Linked DNA regions of Homo sapiens: region 1 is linked to region 2. Evidence: chromatin loops called from intact Hi-C (ENCODE). Cell type or tissue: HCT116. All regions are shown on one strand. Region 1 overlaps PPP2R2C (protein phosphatase 2 regulatory subunit Bgamma). Region 2 has its middle 28 kb from the start of MAN2B2.

Region 1 (2,500 bases), 140 kb before region 2:
TTTTTTGTTTGTTTGTTTTTCAGATGGAGTCTCACTCTGCTGCCCAGGCTGGAGTGCGGTGGCACGATCTCAGCTCACTGCAACCTCGCCTGCTGGGTTCAAGCGATTCTCCAGCTTCAGCCTCCCAAGTAGCTGGGACAACAGGCACCCGCCACCACACCCGGCTAATTATTTTTTTTGTATTTTTAGTAGAGACGGGGTTTCACCATGTTGGCCAGGCTGGTCTCAAACTCCTGACCTCAAGTGATCCGCATACCTCGGCCTCCCAAAGGCTGGGATTACAGGTGTAAGCCACTGAGCCCGGCCAAGAAACCCAACATTTAGAAGTCAAATACCCTTAGACAAATGGACTGGGAAGTTCTTAAACTATTCAAAAGTGAGGAAAATGGATTCAAAAATACATACTTCCCCAAGGATACAAAGTAAAGCCATCATTTAGTGCTGCGCTATCCAGTACAGGGACCACCAGCCATGGGTGGCTAATGAACCCTTGAAATGTGGCTAGTCTGAGCTGGGATGTATGGTAAGCATAAAACACACACCGAATTTTAAAGATTTAATATGAAAAACAGAATGTAAAATGTCTCAATTACTTTAGATTGATTACAGTTTATACTATTTTGGATATACAAATTATTACAATTAATTTCACCTGTTTCTTTTTACGTGCATAACCTGGCTATCAGAAGTTTTAAAACTACACGTACAGCTTCCGTTACATTTCTATCGCTCAGCACTAACTTAGAGGATGCTGGAAATTATTGGGAATTTAAAAATTAAGTTGTATGTGCTCTTGGGTTTGTTAACAAGAAATTAAAGTGCCAACAAAATGGCAGAAGAGACCTAGACCCCCAAAAGGATGCAAAAACCCCCACCAGGGGCCAAATGTTAGATGAGCTGATACTAACAGTAGAACTGGTTTCTCCTCCTCCCCTTCCCTGGCGCCTAACTACCCCCGGTACAGGTTCTTCACTGCATGATCACATCCCCATGCTGCCCTCCACTGATTGGATCAAGAGGTAGCCACACCCTCCTAGAGGCAGCCAATCACCAGGCCTCCCAGAGAACTGAGCCAATCATCTTTCTCTCCCAGGATGGGTGGGAACCTGGGCCATCGTGAGCAGTAAGGTTTCAATGGGGAGGTAGGATGGTGTAAACTGAGGCCACCCTGGAGCACAGATAATCCAGAGCAGGCGAGTGATTTCAGACCTCAGATGCAGGGCAATTACAGTGGGCTTGATTAGTATTTGGATTCCTTGGCCCTGGCTGCCTGCAAGCCTGGGCGGGGCCTGGGAATCTGAATTTTAAACAAGTCCCTGAGCACTTGGGCCACAGGTGATCTGCGGGGCACCCTGAGAAACTCCAAGGGCGGAGGATGCAGAGGCAGTGGGTAGAGAGAATGGAGCCTGGGGAGTGGACAGGGGGCTGCAGCTGGTCAGGGGTGTCACTGTCTCAGAGGGCCTCTCAAGGATCCTGTGGCTTTTTTTTTTTTTTTTTTAGGATTACAGATATTCACATTTTATTTTAAATAAAATACTTGTTGATTTTTTTAAACATTAAAAGATGCCAAGTGTTGCATTTTATTCACCACCCTGGACAATCAAAACTGTGGAGATGTAGGCAAACAGCTAGAGTGAAAGCACATATAAAAGGACCATGCTGGAATTAAAATTTTAAAAATCCAGGAGAAAACAGCAGTGTGTGTTCCCTGTGGCACCCAGCATTGTGCAGCACCCATTGGGTCCATTTTATTACACAAAATACGGAGAACAGGAACTATACAACCAAATAATTGTTATATTGCAGGAAGGTAATTAAGGCATCATTTTATAATGAACTTTTATTTTACAAATAAATATATCTTATGCTTAAAAATATACCATAAAGCAAAGGAGAAAGACAAGAATGAAACAAGCAGGTCACCTTGGCCTAGGACCTGCGAGAGTGCAGCTGACTCCCAGGCCAGAGAGAAAACAAGGCCCATCCAGGATGGTGTCAGTGAGCTTCCTGGAAGACGGGCCAGTGGTGCCAGGCACCAGGCCCACCAGCATGGAGCGGAGGAACCGAGAACCCCACGCCCCAAATAACAGCTCAGCCCACCTTCTGGGGCTGCCCTGAGATGTGCCCAGAGCAGCCAGCCCATGAGGAAGAGGACTGGAGGAGGCAGGCACTGGGGACAGGTCTCTGCAGGAGAGTAAAGTGCCATCGTCACTGGCCAGAGAGTAGCAAGAGGGAGGCACAGGAGCACCACAGCTGAGACTCCCTGTGACCACAGATCAGAGGCTGCCACCCCCCCATATCCCAGCCCTGGAGACACTAAGGTTGGTCGGGGTTCAGGACTCACCCCAAGTCATGGGTGGAGCTGGGGATAGAGCCAAGAGGAGAACTCAGGTCTCTGGCCCCAGGGAACATGCCCCGCTCCCCAAACATGCGGTGCCCTTTTATCCTCCAAGCCTTTGCCCAGACTTTCCCCTCTGCCTGGAACACCCTTCCTATCTTT
Region 2 (2,500 bases):
GGGGCACCTCGGGTGGGCAGTTTCATTCTTCAGGGCCTCAGTTTCTTCAGCTGTAAGGTAAACACAGTAAGGCAACGTTTGCTTCTCTCTTAGGGCCATCACATGGATTCAAGCAAGATATTGTAGCAAAATCAGTATTTCGCTGACCAACATCTACTGTTGATTTAGCTACAAAGGGTTGTGGGAATAGAGGTAGAAAGCTATGGAAGGCAATGCCCCAGCACCACAGTTCCCTGGGTGGGGGGTGGGGGGGTTGCGTGGGGCAGTTTCCAGAGAAGCATGGAGAGATGGAGTTATTGGGACCCACAAAGCACAGAATCAACACGTGGCTAAACGAGAAGGGCCCTGAGAACGATAATAGCAGCTGTCGCTGACTTAGCATCAATGGTGCACTGGCCACTGTATTCAGAGCTTTGGAGACATATCCATGGGAACTCTGCAAGGTCAGGTTTATGGTCAGGATCTTCCATAAGAGGAAGGCAAAAGGTTTCAAGTGTGGCTGCAGTACAGCCAGAGTCAAACCGGTGATCACGGGCAAGGCAGGGTTGAGTTGGACATCACATCTCCTGACTTCACACCTGGGAGGGGGTGCACTGGAGGGGCCGTTGACACACAGCATGTGCTTTAAAAAAAGTATTAGTAGTGGTCATAGCAATAGGAATAATAGTATCTTGAGATTACTAAAATCTGCAGCATCTCATTAATCCTCACAATAACTTCTTAAAGGAGCTGTGGTTATCATTCCCACTTAACAGATGAGAAAAAATCAAGGCTCAGGGATGTGCAATGACTAGCCCAGGGCCACACAGCTGGTGAGTGGTAGATTCTGACAAAGCCTTCTCAGGCCTGCACCCTTCACTAAGCATCTCAGCCGTCCCTTCTCTTTCCAACCTCAGGGATGCAAAGGTTGGGGACCACATATTGGGAATATAAAACAGTATATTTCTTAGACCCAAAGGTGTGTTCGTTTTCAAAGGAACAGAAAACAGGGCTGAAGCCCTCAGGAGCTCCCGGGCCCATCATGTGCTCCACCCGCTGTCAGAATTTCAGCACCAAGAACAGCGACAGACTTAAATCATGGCGCCCTCTGGTGGTCCTTATGAAAAAGGGCAGGCCGTGAAGCGGGGGCTCTGCCGAGGGTCAGCCCGGAATCTTTGGAAAAGGGTGGGGACAAAAGATGGAAGAGGGGAGAAAAGGAAAGAGGGGAGGAAAGAGAGACGGGAAGAAGAGCAACAGCTAACGGCCCCCAAGCACAGGTAGCAGACAGCCTCTAAATGCTCCCAGCGGCTCACATTCACCTGATAACCTGGGGTTGGGGGAGCATTTGGGGGAAACTTGTGCAAGCCAGACCTCGGCCTCTGAAAACATTTACTCATCTTCAAAACATGCAGTCACTCAGATTCGGCGATTATCAAGATTTTGCCACACTTGCTTCATCTCTCCCTTTTTTTTCTCTTGCCTATTTTTTCTTCACTGGAGATTTTAAAGTAAAATCACGCCCTTACACTTCAGCATGCATCTCTAAAAATATGGGCACTTCCTTACATAACCAAAATGCCATTATCACACCTAACAAAGCAACAATAGCTTCTTGGAATCATCTAGTAGAGTCCCTAATCTAACTTTCCTGAGTGTCTCGGTGAAACCATAAGAAGGTATGATAAGGAAGCTAACCAAGGAAATAGCAGATTCTCGCCCTCGACCTCACTGGTCACCCTGTGCTCCAGTACCCGTGGGAACACTGGACACTGGGTGCCTTCTGGCGGGATGCACTGGGAAGCCCACCTCACCAATAACCAAGCATTCCTGCCAAGAAAAACAGGCCTGAGGCTCAATCTAATAAACGCTCTGCGGATTTCTGATTATGAAAATAGAGGGGCAGGAGAGAAGTGCCCAGGGACACCACAGGGAAGCCATAGATACACCCAGAAGGCAGGACCTCCTACAGGATAAAGGACCCAGCGTCTGCAATGGGCCTGGGGCAGGTGCAAAGGGTGATCTTTCAGCTAGTGGTGCTGAAACAACCGGACATCCATATGCAAAAACGCAACGGGACACAGGCCTCTCATCTCAGAGAAAAATTGGTTCAAAACAGATCACACACCTACATGTGAAGCCTAAAACCATGAGACTTTTAAAAGTCTCAGATAAGCACATAAAAAGATGCTCAACATTTTTAACCATGGGGGAATTACAAATTAAAATCATAATGGGGCCAGGCACGGTAGCTCACACCTGTAATCCCAGCACTTTGGGAGGCCAAGGCAGGCAGATCACTTGAGGTCAGGAGTTCGAGACCAGCCTGGCCAACGTGGTGAAACCCCATCTCTATTAAAAATACAAAAATTAACCAGGCATGGTGGTGGGCACCTGTAATCCCAGCTACTCCGGAGGCTGAGGCAGGAGAACTGCTTGAACCCGGGAGGCAGGGGCTGCAGTGAGCCAAGATCATGCCACTGCACTCCAGCCGGGGCAACAGAGTGAGACTCTGTCTTAAAAG

The links. Hi-C counts contacts between places; a loop is a spot of excess contacts. Peaks named below come from ENCODE experiments on the same cell type or tissue, not always from the same donor. Only the 100,000 strongest peaks of a DNase experiment are listed, where the experiment ranks them.
Region 1: it touches region 2 in a loop (2.3-fold over the local background); 4 of 110 quality-filtered maps call a loop at or near these places.

What each region holds. Positions count from the first base shown.
Region 1 is chr4:6,407,394-6,409,893 of GRCh38, forward strand. All of the region lies in intron 1 of PPP2R2C (protein phosphatase 2 regulatory subunit Bgamma), which reads right to left. Among named protein-coding and RNA genes, the nearest start is that of PPP2R2C, 64 kb to the right of the region's middle. In HCT116, no CTCF peak of the experiment used is centred here; a DNase peak (open chromatin) is centred at 1,048.
Region 2 is chr4:6,545,723-6,548,222 of GRCh38, forward strand. It overlaps a transcript of PPP2R2C not described here. Among named protein-coding and RNA genes, the nearest start is that of MAN2B2, 28 kb to the right of the region's middle. RefSeq lists a silencer at 967-1,016. In HCT116, a CTCF peak has its summit at 1,100 (motif pointing left); a DNase peak (open chromatin) is centred at 1,069.